3 separate regions of the Mus musculus genome follow, and regions 2 and 3 are each linked to region 1. The links are chromatin loops, found by intact Hi-C in ENCODE. Cell type or tissue: heart. All regions are shown on one strand.

Region 1 (8,000 bases):
CCTCCAGTGGGACAAATATTGAGAGCTGCAGCAATAGTGGCTCCATTCTGCTCGATGACTCATTGCCCAAGCCTCCTGGCAGGCAGTGGACTAGCCCTACTCAGCAATGACATGTTCCTTTGTCCTCTGAGGTCATATTCCTATACCTGTCACCTCCACTGTGACTCCAATCTTGCTTTTTTTTTTTTTTTTTGAGAAGCTCTGCTCTGCCATCTTTTTTTTCCAATTTGATGAGATCACGTTTTATTTTCTTATTAATTAATTAGTTAATTAATTATTCCAGAGATACTGCACACTCTTCAGACTCACCCTCTGCTTCTGCGTCTCTTCCTGACACCTCCGAGGGTCCTTCAGGCTCCTTGGAGCTGCTCTGTGGTCCGTTGGGTGCCAGCAGCTGCCACCATCTTGAAATCAGTCTCTAAGACATTCTTAATCTCATTTTGTACATGCAGATTCAAAGAGGTTAAGTTACTTGACTGAACTATCCTAGAAGAAGCAGGGGTCTAATTCATGTCTCTGACTTCTGATCTGAGGACGTTCTGATGGCCATCCCTGTCCTCTTCTGGAAGCCAGTGGTAGCTACAAGCTCACACAGCTGAGTAAACAGTCAGTGCTAGACAATGGCTATTCTTTAGGTTCTGTTGTTCATCCATGGAGCCTGAGCCTCTTAGGGGACTTCATGATTTAGGGCATTAGCCAGTCTGCTTTCATTTTGTATTTAACTTTCTGACGTGCAGCCTTGAGCACCATGGGCTTATGGCTGAGGCAAAAAATGTGGCTGTGGTGTCCCTGCGGGATCTGCACCCAGCTTTCATCTTTACATTCTGGCTGTTGTCTATTCAGGAGGAAACCTCCAGCCTTCTTACCAGCTGGTGACCCTTCCTGCCTGGAATTGTCACTGAAACAAACCTTCTCAACATCTAGAGTACCTGAAGTGGCTATTCCTGGTTGTCAACTTGAGTATATTTGGAATGAACTACAATCCAGAATTGGAAGGCTCACCAGTGACCCTTATATGGAGACTTGGAGATAGAAGTTTCTGATCTGAATCTTGGCATGGAGATCTTGAGGCATAGTGGCTATGGATTCCAGAAGATTAAATCTCTGAGTTCAAGGTCATCCAGGATTTAAGGTATGGTGGAACACACCTTTTATCTGGGCTACACCTTCTGCTGGAAACAATATAAGGACATTGGAAAAAGGGAGTCTGGCTCTTGCTCCTTCGCCTGCTTGCTGTGTGAGACTGCTAGATCTTTGGACTTCCATTCACAGCTACTACTGAACAATTGTTGGGAATTGGGCTGCAGACTGTAAGTCATCAATAAATTCCTTTACTATATAGAGACTATCCATAAGTTTTGTGACTCTAGAGAACCCTGACTAATACAGTACCCTTCTCTCAATAAGCAAATCATAGCCAAGGTCTTTATTGATCTGTCATACTTGGGGGCCAGAGAGTTGGCTCATTGATAAAAACCACTGGCTGCTCTTCCTGAGTTCAATTTCCAGCAACCACATGGTGGCTCACAACCATCTATAATGTGCTCTAATGCTCTCTTCTGACATGCAGATAGAGCACTCGTACACACAAAATAAATAAGTAAATCTTAATTACTCATACTTGATACCATGCAGAATTCACTTATGGTTGTAATTCATGGTTCAGTAATCATTAGCAGAAGCATAAATTACAGAAGATTAAAATTTTGGGGATGATTTTTACACAGAGAGAAATTCAAATTCCAGATTCCAAATCCCAACAGAACAAAACAAGACCTTACCTTGCCTGGATTAAATGGAACAGAATATCTGAAGTTAACTTTGGATGGGATCCTGGGCTATGTGGTCATGTGAGTGTGGTTCATGCCTTTAATCCCAGCACTTGGGAGACAGAAGTAGGTGGATCTCTGAGTTCGAGGCTAGCCTGGTCTACAGAACGAGTTCCAGGATAGCCAGAGCTACACACATAGAAACTCTGTCTCAAAAAAGGAAATAAAGAAACAACAACAAAAAATAGAATAGAAATATTAAACTTGAGTCTGGTTTCTGGTCCCAGCTATATCCCTAACCCACCCTGATCTTGTCTGAGCCACTTAATGTGCCTGGTCTGTGTTTTCTCTCTGGTAACATGAGGATACTATGTGCTTGAACCATGTTGTGGAGGGGCAAATAAGAACATGCCCTCTGTCATGGCTTTATCAGCTGTTTACTGAGTACTTTGTGTGGTGATCATTGCATTCAATTAGCTTAGTTATCTGTGATTCCTCTGAAGAGTCTCATACTCTCAGATGCATAACATTAAGCAATGCAGAGGTACACACCTTGTAAATGGGAAGGCTTTGTTTCTGATTGCTGGAGATTGAACCTAGGGCCCTGTGCATGCTAGGCGAGTGTTCTACCTGAGCTATACTCCCAGCCTCTAAAACTCTTCATCAAGGTGACCTGTGAAGTCAGGGTTCTGTGCTTAACAAGCTTGAGAAAGCCATACTGACTATCTTTGGAAATTTATCCATGGAAACTCATAGTGAACACTCATTAGCAGAAGCTCTGATATTACACATAACACAGTAAGATACTGATTTGGGCATCAGGAAGATAGCCTAGTTGTAAGTGCTTGCTCTCACTGATGACATCAGACCTCAGAAACTATGTAGAAAAGGTGAGCAACTCGTGTAAAAGAGCCAGGCATGGTGGTATGCTTTTGTAATCTTGGCTCTGTAGAGGCTGACTTGGGTGGATCCTTAGGGCTTGCTGGCTAGCTGTCATTGTTAAGCCCCAGGCCAATGGGAGACCTTAATTAAGAGAAAAGGTTGATGTCTCCTTAGGAATGGCAGGTGGTCCCCATGTTTTGACATACATATATGCACCCTCACACACATGGGCATTGCTACACACATGCACATACAAATCAACAAGAAATAATAAAAGAAATGGGTTGAATTTCATTTAATCTAGTATCGCTTAGGCTTATAGGAAACTTAAGAATTATGGAAAAAAAGAGACCAAATGGATATATTTAAGAGATTATATAGATCTGCCCCGGATATAGAAGCACTGAGGTTATGAAAAAATTGTAACCAGTAGGTTAAACATTCATTGGGATGAAAGTCAGGTTAGGTGGACCAGTCTTTTGGTGGCAGGCTATTTCTGGTAGAGGACCACTGGCAGGGAATGAAAGGGCACAGGGCTCTGTGTTGGCTGTTTTAGTTTCAGACAGGCACTGAAACTAGAGTGGCTGATACAGCTGGAATTGTCCTGAGGTAAAATGAAGCACTAAGTATAGCAACCTGAGTGATAAAGGCTTTCCACACTTAGTCACCGGCTCTCAGCAAGTCTGCATTCCAGGGCTCTTGGTGGCGCCAGCAGGTAGAAATTGCAGGGTGGAAGCTTCCTGCTTATGCTCCATCAGGGAGGAAATAGGGTACAATAAACCCAGATAGAGTAAAAGAACAATTGGGCACAGTTGGAATAGTAGAAGTTACTGCTTGGAAAGTTCTTCTTGATTTTAAAAGCACAGTTCTTGTCCTATGTGTTTGCTTTTAAAAGCTGTAAAGGATATTGGCAAATACATAGGAAAATAAAAATAATTACATTCATGTTAATTAAGGAGGGTGTACATTTTCATTTTTAGTAAGTTAATTTTGATAAATATTTGGTATATATTTATATAACAAAGCTGATACATATTCCTAATTACCTTGTTTTAAATATAAGCAGTACAATATAAACATATTTTTGGATAATTACTTATTTGTATGGGTATCTTCAGTGACAACATAGTAGTCTATTTACTTAACATTTATTGAACTAAATTCAGCTATTGGATATCTAGTTTATTATATATGCATATATATATATGCATACACACGTACATGTTATGTACACATACATGTTATATGTTATACACACATACATGTTTTACTACTGTAAGAAATGCTAGGATAGACTATATTCTATCTAAATAGCCATTAATATCTTTCATTATTTCTCTTGGATCAACGTAGAGAAGTCAAATGATCATTTTTCAAGATAATAATTTTCATACATACTGACAAGTTGACCTTTGGAAGTGCTGAGCCAATTTTAAAACTACTTCTTAGGAGAAAGACCCTTTATTATTATAGAAAAATACTGTTTGTTATTAAAATTATTTGCCAGTTAAATAGAATGAATGGTATTTGCTTATCTTGGTTTTTCATTAATTGATTATTACCAGGGTTGGTATTTTCAATATTAGAACGAATTTGAATGGACTGAATGGTAGCTCCGTGGTAGTGCACTTACTTGAATTTAGTAGAAACTTGAGCTTGATCTCCAGCATTTGAAAGAAAAGTCTGCTGATCATTTATAACTTTCTTTTAAATTGAATTTATTTTTGTCAGTTTTATATATGTATTTTATGCAGTTGGATCGTACATGTCCCTTACACCCTCATATCCCTTTCCTTCCTCTGACATCACCCCATCCTTCCAACAATGCCATAATTCTATCCCCCACGTTCATATCTCTTTCTCTTGTGACCCACTGTGAAGGCCAACTTCATGAGTGTAGGAGTGTGGTCAACTCATCCATGATTACTCTCTTGTTCTACAGATCCCCAGTGGCCAATAGTTCCTGCAGAGTCTGTGAGCCCCCTTCCCCTCCCATGACTGGATGTTGACAGGCTCAGTCTTATGCAGACCTAGTGTAGGCTATTTCAGCTCCTATGATTACAGTGGTCATACCCAGAAGATAGGATCTCCTAGCTCTTCTCTTCATCATCTAGCTCTTATGTTCTTTCTGTCTACACCTCGGAGGTCTCATTTACAGATGACCACTCTACAGTCTCTTATTCTTAGCACCTTGAGCAGCCATGAGTCTTTGTGTTAGCTATCATTTTTTTGCAAAAGGAATCTTCCCCCATCAAGGTGGAGAGCAGCACATGCTTATGGATCTACACCTAATTATTTTAAGGTAGTTTAATAACATGTTCTCTTAGCAAAATGAAAGCAGCAGGTTTAGCCCTCCTGGGTCCTATGATCTCAGCCATGGGCACTTAACAGGTCCACAGCACCAGGCACGAACTCCAGTCCATGGAGGGGCCATTCTCAGATCCACCCAAGATCTGTTGGTTGTCCCCATGACAATCATGACACTATCATACCATGTTATCACTTATTTTTCTGAGCTACTTGTGTAGTACCTTCTGTACTATAAAAGCTAGCCATCAGGGAGGACACTTTCAGTTTATTAAACTTCAGATTAATTTCTTTAAGAAACTGTGATATCTTCAACAATATGGTTAGTTCTGGTGTACAGCCGAGATCAATGCAAACATTCTGTGCTCTTTTGGGGGCATGTGGGGCCTTCCAGAACTGGTTATTTTTATCTCTCTCTCTTTTGTGTACTTTGCCTACTTTGCTAACAGGGTGTTCATATTTTTACTGATTTATTAGAGCCTTATATATTAACAAAGTCATTATACACACAGGTTAATTCTTTACAAAATTTTGTTCCTATATAAACAACTCATGAGCATTTATTCTGAAATTTCACTTTACCTTGATAAGAAGAATGGTTCTGGTCTTGTAGCCTATCACATTTTTGATTGGTTGTAGAGGCCTGAGTATCACTCATGAGTGCTTGGTAGGAGCCAAAGAAGTAGACAGCATGGGACTATTAGAGTTACTCATCACAGTTACATTGTGTGTCCACAGAGATCCCAAAGCATTGATGCTACATTGGGCCAATGTTTTTCACCAAGCCAAACTCTTTTTCTGTTCCCATTTCTAGATAAAGGCAAGTTTTAAAGTCTAGAGATTCCTTAAGAACTGAATAAAACTAGCATGAATATAAACTTTTAAACTCACCAGTTCGGCTGTTCCATATACATAGACTCTTGTTTGAAGCAAACACATTTTACATAAACAATAGACAGGACCCTCTGGTTCTCTCAATATCGAAGCTCACAGCGCTGTAATTTAAGCCACAGAATTGTAATCCAGGCTGTTTCCACACTGTAATTCAAACACAGTTTTCCATAGGTGTCTTGTTTCCAGAATTTCTCCAGTTATAAATATGTAGCCAATCTTGTTTGAGTCAATGTCTCTGTTTCCCCCCTGATATGTTAAAGCAAAATACTGCTACCATTTAATTTCATGTGCAAACACTTGAGTATGCATGTTTGCATACTAAACATAATCAATAAATTTAGTCATAGAACACACAAACAACAGAAGATTTTATATCATACAAATCTGTTATATTATTTTCTCTCTGTTTTGCATATTTTGTTTTTAATTAGGTTTATCCAACTCAGGATCCAAAAAGTTCCACCCATTATACCTGTCTCTTAAAGGTTTGATTCAAAGTAGTTATTTTTTTTTAAATACTACTGATTCATTGGAGAAACTAGGTCATTTGTTTTTAAAATGTCCCAATTTCTGGATTTTGTTGTTGTCTAGCTTTGATTCTCTTCTTAGTAGTCAGGACTAAAGAACTGGTTAAAGTCAGGCTCAATATTTACAAGCAAAACTACTTTCCAGATGATGTGTGTACTTCTACCAAGTGTTACACCAATAAGTATCCTGTGTCTGATGGTTTCATCTTAAATGATAGTGATTAGAATGTTCTGGGGTTGTCAACATTATCTTTTTACCACCCCAAATTTCCCATGGGTACTTCTCTTACCAGTTTTGACATTCGTGGATGCATTTTGTCAAGACTCATCATTTCATTAAGAGTCACAAAATCCTGAGTATGTGTGTGTGTGTGTGTGTGTGTGTGTGCGCGCGCGCATGCGCGCATGCACGCACACGCGCCTGTGTGCATGCCTCTGCACACATACATGAGGGTATGCGCCTGTTTTCAGAGCCCAGAGGAGGATGCTGATGTCCTTTTTGATCTCTTTTCACTTCACACTTTGAGACAGGGTCTCTCATAGTGCCCGAAGCTCACTGATTTGGCTTTGCTGCCTGAACAGCAAGCCCCAGGGACCATCCTGTCTTTGTCTTTCATTGCTATGATTGTAGCCATGTGCTATGGTACCCAGCTTTTTACTCAGGTGCCAGGGAAGCAAATCAGATCCTTCCATTTATATATCAAGAATTTTACAGACTGAGCCATCTCCTCAGTCACATCACTTCTTTTGTAAAGATAATCTGAAAAAAAAAAAGAGCCTGTTCTCACAAACTGTATTTTATTTGATTATAAAGAACTGCAAGGCATAAAGAAAAGAAAGAGATTTGTGTCATTTTTTTGACATTATTTGTAAATTTCAGTAATGATCTTAGTGACCTCTGCTAGTTGCCAGGAACTATCTTTTAAGTATAGTTATGAATTCATGGAATTTTATATATTTAACTTGCACCAATACATTATTGTCATTATTATTCTTAATGTTCAAATTGTCCCATTCCAGACCAGAGGGAACTGGTCAAGATGGTGATGCCTTTTTGACATAATCTCATTAGTCTTTGATGCCCTGTGTACTTTGAGATACATACCACCTCGGTGCCACCTCCAACACAAAAACTGAAGTTATTCCGTCTGACTGAATCTAGATTCTCTGGACGGCAGGCTAAGCTTCATCTTCTTTAGAATTTAATTCTTCGCAGGCTTGCATATTATAGTGAGAAATGATTTCAGGTACCAAGCAGGCACTCAACCAATGTGTATTGTTGAATTAAAGCCTGCTTTGTAGCACTGTGTATGTATTTCATGTTAATGTAAACAGTAGATGGACCCAGGATAATTTAACTCATTTCCGTGAACATCACTAAGCCCACACAATACTGTTGTAGTCCTAGAAAAGAGCTGAAACACATACCTACCTAACAGGCTTGGAAATACCTCCACACAATTGTCCCTGTCATCTGCTATATTAGCATTCTCCTCACGGTGCTTGCTTATAGACATTTAACAAGATGAAAGGCTGATGCTGAGAGAAGTCTTCGGACAGATTCGTTACCTTAGCAACCTTGCCCCAGACTTCCGCAGCCCTGACCCAGCTACAAAGTCCT
Region 2 (8,000 bases), 63 kb after region 1:
TGTCTCCTCCATGCCCACATAAATCTACCCCTAGTCACAGCCTATATAGTGGCTTGAACTCATAGCACAGGGGAGGTGGAGACACACCTACTCATTGAGTTCTAGGCTGGTGAGAGTCCCTTACCCACACAAGCACAAAGGTATGGAGGCACCAACCCAAGCACCCATGTGTGAGTGATCCTGCCAGCACGGATTTTCTGTTTTCTTTTCTACTATTCTCTTTTAAAATTTTGTAACCACTATGCCACTATGTATAACGAGGCTGGACCAGGTCAATCTTGTGCAAGAAGCCATTTATTTGACTTAACATTTTCTATTTGTTTGATTTTTTAAATCTATTTTCTATGATTCAACTTAGTTTTATTTGACTTTGCTACTACTTTTTACAAAGAAGATAATCAAAGTAAGACTAAATTATGGAAAGGGGAACATTATAAAAAAGTAACCCATGCACGAGTAATCCTGAAACTTAGAGATGCTTTCCCTTTTACTTAGCCATTAGGGCCGTTTAATGACAGAGGTCATGTCTTTTCAGCTCTTATAAACAATGGTCTGGAGATTGGGACAAAGGCTGTTAGTGTGACTGGGGCTTCTATCATCCGTAGCTCAAGAGGATTGGAGCTCTGTTGGAGGAGTGGAGGTCAGAAAGCCTTTAGCTTTAGGCTGACGGTAACCAGAGTATATCTTTTAGATATGACAACCATTGCCCATAGACTCTATCAAATGACTTTTTCCTCTAAAGTTTATCAAGAGATTTGGGTCAAGAGAGGAGGAGGGGAATGAGGAGAGAGAGAGAGAGAGAGAGAGAGAGAGAGAGAGAGAGAGAGAGAGAGGAAGGGAGGGAGGGAAGGGGAAGGGGAGGGAGGGAAGGGGAGGGAGGGACGGAGGAAGGGAGGGAGGGGGATGGAGGGAGGGAGGAAGGGGGAGAGAGAGAGAGAGAGAGAGAGAGAGAGAGAGAGAGAGAGAGAGAGAGAGAATATGAATATGTTTTTCATTGTCCAGATACCTTACTTTGTAGCTGGAATTTCTCAGAGAATTGTTGGCCTGTGCCTAGCTCTCAGGGGTGGCATGTACCTAAGACTGATCTAAGAGGAGATATGGTAGAATGGATAGGTCTCGATGCTTCTTATCCTATCATATCAGGATGGCAGAACACAGGAACTACTGTGTCCATCTGAAAGTAGGAAGGGCAGTGTGGAGGACATCTATTGAATCATTAGTTAATAAAGAGGACAACAAGAAGAACAGAAGTAACGACTGTTTCTTGAACACTTGCTGGGTGCTGAGGTCCACACTAAGAGCTTACATTGCATTTTGACACTAAATCCTTACTTTTCATCAATATCACAAATCTTATCTTTAAACAGAGAAATGGCCTTTAGAACTAGGGTGTAGTTTAAGTTACATAGTGAGCGAGGAGGAAGTCAGAATTCAGATCTGAGACTGGTATCACCCAGCCTCACAGTGCATTTGGAAGCAGTCCTCAATCACACTCCATTGCTTCTCCTAGCCTTGCACAGAAAATAATTGATCTGTTGAGGATGTTTTGTGTCTCTGTTTATTTGTGTCCAGGGAAGGTCAGAAGTGCTAAGGGTTGGTGTTTCCAAGACTCTCAGAGGGTCCGTCATGGATAGAGTTCTAAGCTACCCAGAGGAGAATCCCCATGAGAAGCCCCAACCGTGCCTGATTTTCTTCTTAGTTCTCTGTTTTTGCTCTTGGTGTGCCCTAAGCTCACCCTCTATAATGTTACTTTCATGGAAGATTTTGTCTTTGGGTCTACGGAGAAGCCCAAGTAAGACAACTACTTACTTGAGAAAATAAATCTTCCTTCTGTTGGCTGAGGACAGAAAGAAAATGGTGTTCAGAGTGAAAAAAAATCAAGAAAGATGCATATGTGTGAAGACACCAGAATGCAGAAACTTGTATGTCGTTTTGTGCAAAACCAGAATGGGGGTGGGGTGGGGTGGATTCCTGAGCATCAAGACCACATCCCTGCTTTCTGCACAATGGTTGTGCAGAAAACATTTTCTACAAGTGTTTACGCGTGTCTCTAAGCTGCCTGAGTTCAGAATTAGGCCTTCAAGTTGCCTAATCTCGTGGGAGCAGCTCAGGGGTAATAAAAATAAAGTTTAACCATGGCCATGTGCTATGTAAACACTGCCCCGAACCGATGGGACCATATGAGGAATGATTCAAAGAAAAAGAAATGAGCTCGATCCATCTCATTAGGGATGTTCTGCTCGATTTGCATTTTGGTTTAACATGCAGAGGCTGCCACATGGGAGCTGAGTCATGGCTCTAGCTGCCTTCAACAGATTAACGTGTAACCGAGTCAAGATATTTAGACTACCAGGCAAGCAGGCGCAGGTCTGAAAAACAGGGGCAAATGATCAGCTAGACCACTTCCATAGAGCCGAGTGCCCGTGAATGTGCCATTTCCTTCAGATCCTTTGAGTTTATTGTTAGTTGATGGAGTAAATTCAGGTGGTCTTTCACGGGAATAAATGGGTACATCTGTAGGAAGGAGATATCAGTTAGGAGTGAAAGACTATTGATGGCACTGGCGTCCTGCTGATAATGAAAGAAAGAAATGACGTCTAAATGCACCGTCATTATCAAAGAGAGGCATCACAGCCTTGCGCATGATATTTAGTCTCCCAAATAGGACTTGCCCTTTACTGATGGGCCGATGACTCATATCGCCCCAAGATTCAGTTTAAAATCCTTCATCTCTTCCTGATCTGCTGACCTCTTCCAGGATTACCAGCTCCATCGTTCTGAAAAAACATTTACAGCACCAAAACGTCCTCATATTTTCTTCCTTTCTACTAATGAGTTGTATAAAATAAATATGATTTTTTTCCCAATATTCCTTTCTGAGTGTCAGAAATATAGAATTTAGCAAGAAGCAACAAGGAACTATTAATGCTGCAATTTATTGACAAAATACCACTCAGTTTTTAAGTGCCTCTTGCCATATTTCTTCATTTCAAAGGATTTAATGTATTATTTCCTTGGCTGTAATGGCTGGTTCTAGTGTAATAGGCTTATTTTGATATTTTCTCCACAGTTTAAGTTATTTCAATAACAGCTAACTCTACCTCCGAATGATGCTCAGTAAACAGGAACACAGTGGGTGTTCTGTTTTACTTCTTGTTTCTCAGCACCTTAAAGGCATCATTTTAGCACTGGCAGCCATGTGTAGCATCTGAATGGTGACTTAGACAGGAGCCCTTTCCCCTCAATCTGAGGAAAACTGTGACTTCCTGGCTAACCTCTCCAGCTCTTAAACAGATTTCAACTCTCCCTTACCACAAAAGCTTGAACCTCTAAGATGTAAGTGTCATCAGTAACAGATCTGAGCAAGTTGTGGAAAAGATGAATACCCTACAGGAATAGGTAAGTGCTTACAGTATTGTGGCGTCTAACTCCTGGGTAGATGGGAATTTGGGTGTTTGGCCTGAAGAATAAACACTGCTAGAATTCTTACTTCTTTGTATTTCCCCAAATATCCTACCCTGAGCCTAATGAATCACTCTGGAGTTTACTGATAGGTATCACAACGGATACAATAAACTTGGACAACAAGCTTAGTATTTTGGATATCTAAAAAAGGGATAACAAGAGATCCGAGAAACTCAGTGGTTTCAAAAGGCAGATAAAGATGTAGCGTGTTCAGAGAGGAATATAATTTCCAGCATTTCTTGGGGAGGGAGTGTGTAACAGAGAGAGGAGATCTGTGATTCTAGGGAAGCATCAGGGTAAGTTGTTTTTAACTACCTAGTTTCATGGGACCTGCACTTGTGTCCTGTAAGATTTCAGTGGAGATGGAGATCTCTCTCTCTCTCTCTCTCTCTCTCTCTCTCTCTCTCTGTGTGTGTGTGTGTATGTGCATGTGCACGCATGAGCAAGTGTGCGTGTTTGTGTGTGTGTGTGTGTGTGTAGTGAATGTGGAAATTGTTCAGTCTTCATTATGGTTGGTAATCATCAAAGGATGATTTTATAGTTTCACATACCCAATTTTTTGAGGGGTTATAATTCTATAGACATTAAAAGAATATATTTTGTGGGGAGGGAGTCTTTGCAATTAATGGGAGAGCCTTGGAATTTCATTTTACTGCAAATATAATATAAGAAAATTAAATGCTGTGTGTATGTATGTTCTTTCTCCATATTGAATCCGATTCTCAAGACACGCATTGACCGAAAGCCATTGCTAATATCTTTGGCTGGCTCGGGGGATCTGAAACATTCCTCAGGACAGTTAGCTTTGCTGGACCTTAGAGATCGAGCCTTCAGCTCAAGAACGCACCTTCTGAGGTCAGAGGCAGTAGCCTCATGGTGCCCTATTTCTGCTTCTGGCTGCTGATTTATTTTCAGCACTCAGGCCACACTGATCCTTCTAATAAGGTCACATCATGTCACTCTGCCACTTAAACCTCTGGTGGTAGCTCATGTCATTAACAGTAAAAGCACACTTCCAAGTTACTGCCTGGATAACACTACCAGACAGTTTGTGGCCACAGGTCATGTGATCTCCAGTTTTCCGGCTTGGGTTTCTATTTATCTTCTACCTATCACTCCGAGACACATCAATTTCCCATTATGCACAGTACCTTTCTCTGTAGTTATTATATTACTTATTGCAGTTCTAGTTGTTCCAAAAGAAAATGTAAAACTCTAGTGCCTTAAATAACCCAGTGCAGGTTTACTTCTTGCCACCACTGTCCCTCGAATATGCTCCTGGCCCAGCCATCTACTATTGAGTTGGATTTATCGGGAATTCAAGATTTCTCTTCTTAGGATCTTTCCTCATCTATATTTTTTAAATACTCCAAGTCAGAATGGAGGAGAGAAGATAGAGGTTGGTGCTACAGTGTTTGGTGCTTACACTCTGTTTGCTAAAGCTCACACATCCCACTGCCCCTAACTATCATACACGAGTTACTGGGTACTTCATTTAGTCTGTGGGCCTAGAAGAAAAGGAAGTGGTTTTGTCAGTGAGCTGGCTCCCTATCTGCCATCCCATCCCTTTAGTGATTAGGCCACATGGCCTGTTGCATTATTTCCTATTTCACCGTTGCTTAGGACATACTCCGACATACTCATGAAAATATTCATTCTTTTGGGACATGAGAGAAGAATTAAGTCTTGGGAGCCTGATTCCTGGGTTTAAGCCAAACCTGGGTCATTGACTAGTTGTATGCATTGTATTACTTAACCTCTCCTATCACAGTATCTTCACCTGTCAGAACAGACACAAAACACTTGCTGGATGAGATGGTTCAATAAGATTACATTAGAGAGCAATGCAGTAGAGGGTAAGAGGGCTCCAGATTCTGGAATCAGATTGCTTGAGCCTGAGTCCTGGTTGTGTCTAGCATTGACTGGATGAGATGATCTTGAGGGACCTCTAATTTTCTCATTTATAAAATGGAAGTGATAATAATGTCTATCTCCTAGATATTTTCTTTTGTGAAAGAATTTAAATGGCTCAATATATGCAAGACCTCTATACCAGTGCCTAAAATATAGACTAAGAGGAACGTAAGTGTTAGCCTTAATCCCAGAGTATCTGGCACATATTACATGCTCTTGGTAAGTGCTATTTTCCATGTGTTCTTTTAAAGACAGAAAACACCCAAAGATTCCCCCAAAGGGCTCTTTAAAGATGGGATTTCAAGCATCTTAATGGGATGTCGAGGGGCTGTTTGTGTCGAGAGCTCTGCTCAATGACTGCTTGCTTTGATCACTTCAGCATTGACTCTGGGTCCTGATGGTAATTGCTCAAGAGAGGACATCTACCCAGGGCTCCGTGAAGTGAGTTTTTAAAAACGTGTGATGTGAGGTTAAATAGCACATGACTCATTGCCAGTGTAGGGTGTGTGATTGAGAGAAGTTAGTTGGGGGTATCAAGCTCATCTTTGTAGAAGATTACAGTCTGAAAAATTGTTTAAAGTGAAATATAATTAAAATAATGGGACACATAATGGGAAATCAATGCTATTAATGTAGCTGCTAATTACTGCATTAGAACATTTATCCAAATCTTCCTTAAGACAAAAAACATGAAATTAAGTTACCACAGTGGATAATTCGCAGATCGGGAAGCGAGGATCTTGGGTTACCATTGAAAATCTGCCTCAACCGATTTGCTGTTACCAAACATTGCAGTGTGGACCTCCTTGACTCCATGAAGAGTGTGAAAGGAAGACTCTTCTTTACATCTAATTCATTATCTCTTTGAAATACAAGTTGTGTTTTTCTCTACTGTTTTTGGGAATGTTGGCTTGCTGAATGTAGGCCACTTGGAAAATGTCACCCAGCTAGGAATCTGAGTGTTGTGGCTATCATCTGTGAAGGGGAGAGTGAAGAGCCCAGGCTAATCTGGTTTTTTTTTCAGGGGTGGAGTACTACATAGTGGCCGGCTGATTTCACAGTTTCCAGTGAAAAGAAGGGAAAGTTTGTCTTATCTGCTAACCTGTGGAGATGTGGATTTTCTGGCTGGTGTAGGTAGCACTGAAATGAACACTAGAGAACAAGCCTGGATTTCATTCTCTTGTACGTATCCCAGGAGGAGAATTACCAAGTCATATCAGAATTGTATGTTTTTCTTTTTGAGGAATAGCCAGGTTCTTTTCCTGGAGATGCCCATGAGACCCATGAAGAAGATTTAGGTATACAGAGGCAGAGATAAGGGTCAATGCTAGGCAATGGAGTGGAGGGAAGGAAGTGGGGCCCGAAGGACAGAATAGAACTCCCAGTGAGCATTCTGGCCAGATGCCATGGGATATATTAGAGTTTTACATGCTATTTTATGTGTATCAGATATCTAACTCTGGGACAAAGATCAGAATATGAAACAGACCAGACATTTATGGAGGCAGAGTTTAGTTCTAAGATATATCTGCTGAAGCTACACAGGGAAAAGAATAGCGAAACTAAGGTTAAGGTTGAATCCTGCCTTCTGTCTCTAGAGTCCTAGTGTCATTTGGAGGCATTCTATCATTTAAGGTGTCTGAGGGACAGATCCAAGTTGTTGGACCAGAGCCCTGTGGATCAGTTCAACACTTGGACTGTCTCTGTCTAAGTCACTCTAGGTCCCTTTCCAGATGTCCCAGTGTAGGTGAGATGGTCATCTTCATTACTGTGTCTTTCCACCATCTATGACAAGGAAACCCGTTGTGGATTATCTGTTCTCAGAGCACAGTGTGACCTGTGCTTGATCTCCCAGCTACAGAGTTTAAGAGGGCAATTGGTGTCAGTTAAGTTTACTTTTTCTTCTGTGGTTTCTTTACTAAGCCTTTCAGTATCACCTGGTATGGTGGTTAATACTGTCCACTGGAAAGATATAGAATTACCTAGGAGACAAACCCTTGGGATTGTGTGTGAAGATGTCTCTGCATTGGATTGGTTGAGGTGGCGAGAGCCCTCCCCACCCCCCACCAAGTGTGGATAGCATTGTTCCATGGCCTGGGATCCAGGACTGAATGAAGAGAAAGTGAGCTGAACAGGAGAATTCATTACTGTCTTCTGATTGCAGATACAGTGTAACTGGGGCATCAGACTCCTGCCACGATAGCTTCTGTGTCATGTTGGACTGTACGCTCAAAACTGTGAGACAAACAAACAACAAAGAAAACAAAACAAAACAAACAAAACCCAAAAAACCCAAACCCAAACCCCTTTCTTTCCTTTACACTGCCTTTTTAAATAACAATGAGAAAAGTAACTAATGAATCTTCAGAACAATTTAGGCCCGAGATTCATATCAAATCTAGGAGATTTGTTAGCACTCTGTGCCGAGGTCTGCATTTCCACAGGCCTTGGCGTTCCCATTTCTCTAGAACACTCTGAAGCGTGGTCTGTGGACATGGACTTGCCTTCCCCTGGGTGTGGGCTACAACTGCAGCATCTCAGCTTGAGTCCCAGAAGTGCTCTCCTCCGCTGCTTTAACTCAAACCCCCATGGAGAGATCATCCAAGTTGTAGGTAATATGC
Region 3 (8,000 bases), 150 kb before region 1:
TGCACACCTTTAATCCCAGCACTCAGGAGGCCGATCTCTGAGTTTGAAGTCAGCCTGGTCTACAGAGTTCCAGGACAGCTAAGGCTACACAGAGAAACCCTGTCTTGAAAAACAAAAAACAAACAAACACCAAAACAAAAAAAGAGAAAAGTACTATTCCTTGTTTTAAAAGTGTATAAATGGTTCTTAGCTCGAGTTAGATAATGTGGCCGTGGACTAAAGTCTATGGGTTCTTAGTCCCTAGAACAATGCATGGTGCATTAAAAGTATTCGGTAAAGTTTATTAAATAAAACAGTACCTACATCTATGGAAACTATTCATTTTTCTCTGATATGTACACATGCACACACACATATACATATTCATATATGTATATAAACATATGTATGTGTATGTATGGTAAAATACATATATGTGTACATAATACATGTATATATACACACATACACACACACATACTATTCTTCTGTTACACTGCATGTCAGTTAAGATCGCCGGGTCTCCTCTGGCATGTTCACTCATGGTCATCATCTCGTATGCTGTCTGGAGTAGGGTAGTTGTATTATTCCTCCCCTAATATAGGTTGTAGATAGAACAGTTATCCTTCATTTGCTGGTGGTCTTGATTTCACTTTTAAGGCAACAAAAATGTTTTAAACTCTTGTTATTCTTATATGTTCAGCAACTGCATAGCTAGAAGTCATTTGTGAATAAGAAGAAGCCCACGCAGTTGCTAAAGCCAACGTGCTGGACTTTGTTGAACCATTGCAAAGCCTCACACTCTGGTTTTTCTTTTTAAAATAGATTTACCTTTATTTTTAATTGTGTGTGTGTGTGTGCGCGCGCGCACACACACACACACACACACACACACACACATATATATGTATATGTATGTGTGTGATGGGGGTGGTATGTGCACATGGACGCAGGTGCCTATGGAAGCCATGGGTATTGGATCCCCCCTAGAACCATAGCTACAAACTGTGAGATGCCTGATGGAGGTGTTGGGAAATGAACTTGAAGCGTCAGAAAGCACAGTATGTGTTCTTAACTGCGGAGTCACCTCTCTAGGCTCTGGTTTCATTCTATGGCACCTATTTTCCCCAAAGACAGTGAAGAGTTAATTTCTACCTACTGAACCCGGAAGCTCACAGAAGGTTGGAACCAATGAGAAAATAATAAAATAAAATAAAATAAAGAAAGGAAAAGAAAATACATTTCCTCCCCATCCCTCTAGTTTCTGAGCCTGTACAGAGCTGACTCTGTGGCGTTCTATGTTAGAAAGGTTTGCCTTCAGAGCTGGATCTGAACAAGACAGTCCAGGGCAGAAGAAGCCCACAGAGCCAGGTGGATAGAGGTACTTTACAGAATGCCATCAAGACTGACTTAATACCACCCAATCCACCCTACCTCCAACCTCAGTTGACTCGGCTCCTGGGTCCATAGAGGCCTTCCTCTTTGCAGTCCCCCCCCCCCTTTTTTTTTTTTTGTCGGCAGTGACCTTGAAGAGGTTCCTCATGCCTGTCAGCTTCAACGGCTCATGGAGCCACCTCTAAAGGAGCTGTTTAGTCCAGTTAGATGTGGTGCCCTGGCTGTGTGAACTGAAGTCTACAGGAAAAAGAAGCCACACTTATGTGATGGATGTACAAGGTTGCCTGAGGAAAAGCTTTACTGTGCGAAGACTCGAATGCTGCAGCTCTGGAGCCAAACCTTCCTAGCTTTGTCTTAGATTCCCTCAATACCATTCTTTGCCCACCTCTGTGTTTGACCGAATTCCTATCCTGGTGCAGTTCTTTCCGGATTAACTGACTCTCAGCTTCCACGGACCCATAGGCTAAGAGCGTCACCCGAGGCCCATGGTAGAGATGTCCCCATTTTGCTGTAACACGCCTAACCTGATATTTCCTATAGTTAAAAAAAAAAAAAGATTTATTTATTTACTTATTATGTTACAGTGTTCTGCCTGCATGTATTTCTGTGGGCCAGAAGAGGGCACCAGATCTCATTATAGATGGCTGTGAGCCACTATGCGGTTGATGGGGATTGAACTCACGGACCTCTGAAAGAACAGCCAATGTTCTTAACCTCTGAGCCATCTCTCCAGCCCGTATTTTTTTTTTAAGTGCTCTGATATATGACTTTCTTTTGTCCTGCTATTATAAAAACTTCATGAGACTGGCACCATGCTGGAACATGGAATTCGGAGCACGTTGAATCTGTGTTCCCAGGCTATGGAACTCACCTTCGGCTTCAGAATAAACAGTATCTTTTTTTGAGGGGAGAGCTGTATTTTTTGTGCTGGCAGCTGACAGAAGCAGGCAGGGAACATTTCTTTTTCTCTAAGCTTCCAACTAGCACCTGGGTGGTGTGAGCGTTCAATCCCGTGGGTCTGTGAAAAGCGTTCCCTAGGGATGGGAGATGCTGCCCAAGGCAATCGGCTCTATCCAGCCCTTGCCTTCTCTGTCCCCCTCGATTCCCTCACTGCAGAGATTGTGTGGCAGAGATTGTGATTACTACCATTTTATATGCCCTGGAAAGTTGCATTTATTTACGTTGACTTCCTTCTTAACCAGCGGGGGTGGGGATGGGGGGGTGAGACGGGACGACGACGACGACAGTTCTAAGGTTCTATCAGGTGGACATGACCTACAAGGGCTGGCGGACGGATGAAGGTCACAAAATCAGGTTCGGCCTCTGATTCAGGAGCCGGGAAGGCGATGGAAGTGTATCCCTCCTGAGGGTGTGAGTCCAAGCTTAGGAATTTATCAACGTGTGTCTGGGATCGGATGCAATGAGCCTCTTCCATTTTCTCATGAAACAAAAAACTAGTTTCTGATTAAAGCTGGCTGGGACTTCCTGAGATACGGAAATTAATTCATCTGGAGATGGTGGGGGTATCCTGTCTTTGTCTGGCTTAACAGATAAATAGTCTCATTTGCATGTGGGGATCATGTGTACTCCCCGACTGGTGAGAGAGCAGTGACGGTGACATTGAATTTGCATATCCCCCCTTCACTGATGTTGGCAGGGCTCCTTTGAAGGTGTCCTGGATTCTGGATCTATCCTCCCCTGTTCTTGTTGGAGGTCCTTTTGCTCTGTGCCTCCTCAGGTCACATTCAGACGCTGGTGTGGCAAAACCACAGTGGTTTGAGATGAGGAGGCTTATTTCATTTTTTTGCATGACACAGCCTTCACATAGCAAGGGGAAAATCACTCCGTGCTGCTTTCTCTCAAGCATCCCTCCATCATTTAGAGTTGATGCTGATTTTTTTTTGCATAAAGCTCACTGTGGCAAGTGTTTTAGACTTTGTCTCCTTTATTTTCTCACTACTCAGTTGTGCCCTTTTAGTTCAGGAACACCCATGGTCAGTGTGTAAAGGACCAATCATGGATGGGTGAAACTTTATTTGCTAGAACTGTCGGTTGGTGAGGAGGAGAAGAGAATCTGGCGAGTTAAGCTTTCATTACTGTATCCTAATTACACAAAATAGAGGATTTCATGATGACATTTTCATACGTTTGTATAATGTGCTTTGATTACATCTACCCTTCCATCACCTTCCTGAATCCTTCCTTCCCCCACCCCCAGGACTCCTTCTCAACTCAAACACCTCCTCCCACTCTTAGGCTTGCTTTAAAACATTCACGGTCTTCTGTTCATGAGAGAAAGCAAGTAGTGTTGGTCTTTCCAAGTCTTGCTTCACCTTCAGCCCCATATATTTTCCTAAATGAAATAATGTCATTCTTCATGACTGAACGTAACTCCACTGTCTATAGATTATTCATTTCTATATGAATTCATCTGCTGATGAAAACCAAGGCTGACTCCATTTTCTGGCTCTTGTGAATAGGTTTTCATTCCCTCCCTCCCTCCCTCCCTCCCTCCCTCCCTTCCTTCCTTCCTTCCTTCCTTCCTTCCTTCCTTCCTTCCTTCCCACCATGTAGAAGCCGTTTATCTAGATCAACTTTCCATCCCTTCAAGCACCCATTTGTTGGGATCTATACATTTTACAATTTGGTGGCTTGGCAGGCTGAGTGAGAAGGGTCTAACCTCGGGAGCTGTTGTAAATATCAAGTGTGTGACATCATTTTCTTTAAGCCACCGTGGCTCTGTTTGAATTCCTGCACCCGTATGGTGAAATTAAATTTGTCTGTCTACCTTAGTTCTCTGGTTAGACTTCTGAGTGCAGACAGCCTTAGGCTGCCATCCTCAGATTTTTAACAAATGTATAGTCGCGGAAGTCCTGAGCCTTTTATCCTTTACTGTGAGGGCCTGGGTCTTTCAGATCACTTTAGGTATGTGTGACCTCCTTTTGTATTCTCAGACGGTGTATACAGTCAGAATCTCCCCTATACAGGGCCGGGAGAGTCTGCTTTTGCTATTTAGCAGCCATAGGATTCTCTTAAGCTATGCAAAATAAGAGACTTTATTTCATCCACTAGAGGGCGCTGTGCACCAAGGGTAGCCAGTTCCATCCTTTCTGTTAGAGGGATGAATTAAGGATTAATGAAACCCATATTCAAACCTTGAAACTATATCACCTATCATAAACCACAAACCAAAACACCACACTAGCAATGTACTTTATAAAAGGAAGAAATGCAATTTATTAGCAACTTGCACACTCCAGAAGGTACAGGCCTTCTCATTAAATCAACCGAACGTTTCTTTTCCTTTCTCACAAACCCAGGCTGTCTGAATGAAGGTTGTCTCAGTGTGAGCTGCTTAGCCGAAGTCCTTAGGATCTTTGCGGGATGGGGTGGGAGTGGGGGTGGGGGATGACAGCTTCAAGTTTGGTTCTGTTAAAAACAGAGCCCTTTGCTAAAAACAGAAGCCTTTGGAAAGCACCTTCTCCCACAGGAAAATGACTTAACACTTTAGAGAAACTTACAATTAATATAAAAAATACAACTGTCCCCTAAGTGTTCAAATAGATGATGCCAATAGCTAACAGGGAAGACTGAACATGAACTTTGAGGCATATGAACTTTTTCTTGCTGCTACCGATTTTTAAAAGCTTTTCATTACTATAACCACACGTCTATATCTCTGTGCTTTGAAGGAAAACATTCAAATTCTCTTCCCTTTCCTTCCTTCCCTTCCCTTCCCTTCCCTTCTCTCCCCTCCCCTCTCTTTCTTTCTTCTCTTCTCTCCCCTCCCCTCTCTTTCTCTTCTCTTCTCTTCTCTTCTCTTCTCTTCTCTTCTCTTCTCTTCTCTTCTCTTCTCTCCCCTCCCCTCTCTTTCTTTCTTCTCTTCTCTTCCCTCCCCTCTCTTTCTCTTCTCTTCTCTTCTCTTCTCTTCTCTTCTCTTCTCTTCTCTTCTCTTCTCTTCTCTTCTCTTCTCTTCTCTTCTCCCCTCCCCTCCCCTCCCCTCCCCTTCCCCTTCCCCTTCCCCTTCCCCTTCCCCTTCCCCTCCCCTCCCCTCCCCTCCCCTCCCCTCCCCTCTCTTGCTCTTTCATCTTTTCCCCTTTACCGTCACCCCTCTCCAAATTCTACTTAGCTGCTAAGCCTTCCCTTGAATTCTGACTGCCCATAAGGTTCGTGCCCTCTGCTCCATGGTTTTCTTGCCTGTCATGGAGTGCCTGTCTCTGAGGCTGTTATGAAGTTTTTACAGCATTCTTTTTTCTTTTTTCTGTAACTTTCAACTTTGCAGATTGTTTTCTCTCCCTTCCCTTCCCCTTTCCTTTCTTTGTGAGTCTGATGATTGCATCTAGCACTTCACAGCACAGCCAAATGAACACCCCTTGCCAGTCACATAGGACACAAGGCTTCTCTTGAATCTTAGCTTGTGCTGTCCAAGAGTCATCCAACCAGGCACTCACGGAACCACCCCTTCTCTACCTTATGCCCGGTTCCCTTGCAACCCTCTCATGTTGCTGCCATATAAGAAAACACATTTAATTTCAGACAGACTAGTTATTAAACGTAAGATATTAAGGACATTAAAGGCAATTCTCTGGTGTTATTTTTTCCACCCTGGAGTTCACATACCTTTTCCTGATGAATCTTTTTGTCATTACCAGGACCACTCATCTATTCTTAATGGCCTAGCAAACCTCATCATAGGCCTTCTCCTGAAATGTTGCTCTCTGGAATTTTATCTCCTTTATTAGGTTAAGTTGTTGCATTGAATCTGGTGAACAGATTTAAAGTTGGGGCAGCAGTAGAGCAGATGCTACTGACTGGTCACCCCCAAGGTGACCAGGCCAAGCTTTTATGGAAACTGTGTTATTTAGACCGTATTTCGATTTTAGACTCTTATCTCCACTAAAAATTACATTTATTTCTTTCTTTATTTATTTGGTGTGTGCATATGTGTTGGCACGTGCATACCGTGACATGCATGTGGGAATCAGAGGACCGCTTTCAACAATCTGTTCTCTCCTACCATGTGGGGCACGGGATTGAGTTTAGCTAATTAGGCTTAGTGGTAAGTGCCTTTACCCACTGACCCATTTGCTGTATGTCTATGCTATACACAAGGGAACTGAGAGCTAAAAGGAAGTCAAGAAACGTGATGTAATTGGCCCAGCTAGCCAATGGCAAGAGGAGAGGGGAGGACACGGAGTACACTGGCTTCAGGACTGCTCCCATCTTCCAGAAATGTGCTCTCCTGGTGAGAATTTGAGTCTAAGAAAGGACAAAGGCCAGACCGTGTATGAAAATAGAGCTCTGACTCACAGTCTGGAGCAACCAGCCGGGAGAACAGAGCCATCATTTAGAGGAATCAGCAGAGGAAGTCAGCCTGCCGTCTCCTTTCAGGCTAGCAGGAAGTCAGGTCACTTCCTCTATCAGCTGCTCCAGGAAGGCAAACAATCATACGATTGGCCCCAAATGGCCGAGATTTGAGTACTGTCTGACAGCTTCCATAATTGTTGTCTGTACTTCCAGTTTAAGACCAACCAGGGAAAGTCAAATATATATCCCTAACTAGTCATGTAAGATACCATGATTCTAGTAAGCCTGCTTCAGCTTCCTTAGGCCAACAGACGTCCCGATGGGCAAGCATAGAGCTGTTTCTTTCCCCTCCATACAATGTTCCTTCTCTCCTGCCTACCTCTGAGTTTTGCCAAATGCTGTGGCAGTGTCTGGCTTCTCTACTTAGTAACAACCTCTGAATAGAGTGTACACACCTTCATTTGGTTAGTCTTCATTTATTTCCTCACTGGACACCATATAATTGCTGAGGGCTGTGTTGAGTCTCTTATCTACTTTCCAGGTTGACTTACATGGATTCATATCTAGTTGTCTTTCTTTCTCCTCCTTCTCCTCTTCCTCCTTCTCTTCTTTTAAAAAATTGTCTAACTATTCAGATTGGCATTCATCTAAGGGATTTCAAGGATTTGAGCTTCATTAATTGATCAATTCTATTTCTGTAACTTTAATGATTGTGTTCCGATTTGCTATCACAGTGACCCATTCACCACTTACTGCAAATGTCCACTCTGGACATGCCTTTATCAGTACTTCTAGAAAGGGAGGAGTTTTAGATATTTGACAAACATTTAAAAATACTTTATAAATTCTTGGAGAATTTAATACAAAATATTTTGACTGTGCTGTCTTTTAGCTCCTCCTCCTAACTCCCCCCAGATCCACTCCCACCCCCTACCTCCTCATCTTCACGTCCTTCTGTTTTTTTAAATCAGTAACCCATTGGCTCAAATGAACCATTTTTTTGAGTGATAAAATAACTTTAGTTTCGAGCCCTGCAGAGTTTCTCCACAGCTCAGAAATGTCCATCTTATGGTTGCTTTCTCCATCACACAACCCAAGTATTCCCCGATCATGCTAGAAAGTACCTCAGGGGTTAAAAACAGCCTAGCCACTGCTCACTTCGATTCTAATGACCAAATAGTTCATGTGTCTTCAAATGCCCCGAGGTGAAAAATGAAACTGATAGGAATCTGGACAGGCAACATTTCATCTGGAAAATATGGACTTAGGCCCAAATTGCTGTATTTGTCAAGGCACCCACTCTTCTTTCTGAGTTTACA

What was found. Peaks named below come from ENCODE experiments on the same cell type or tissue, not always from the same donor. Only the 100,000 strongest peaks of a DNase experiment are listed, where the experiment ranks them.
Region 2: it touches region 1 in a loop (11-fold over the local background); 4 of 42 quality-filtered maps call a loop at or near these places.
Region 3: it touches region 1 in a loop (2.9-fold over the local background); 3 of 42 quality-filtered maps call a loop at or near these places.

Annotation. Positions count from the first base shown.
Region 1 is chr10:91,440,276-91,448,275 of GRCm38, forward strand. No RefSeq gene overlaps it. Among named protein-coding and RNA genes, the nearest start is that of Gm40736, 34 kb to the left of the region's middle. In heart, a CTCF peak has its summit at 3,345; a DNase peak (open chromatin) is centred at 3,256; H3K27ac peaks cover 1,903 bases.
Region 2 is chr10:91,502,851-91,510,850 of GRCm38, forward strand. No RefSeq gene overlaps it. Among named protein-coding and RNA genes, the nearest start is that of Gm40736, 96 kb to the left of the region's middle. In heart, a CTCF peak has its summit at 4,448; a DNase peak (open chromatin) is centred at 4,381.
Region 3 is chr10:91,293,559-91,301,558 of GRCm38, forward strand. No RefSeq gene overlaps it. Among named protein-coding and RNA genes, the nearest start is that of 4930534H03Rik, 77 kb to the left of the region's middle. In heart, CTCF peaks have their summits at 1,976 (motif pointing right) and 4,446 (motif pointing right); a DNase peak (open chromatin) is centred at 6,713; H3K27ac peaks cover 964 bases.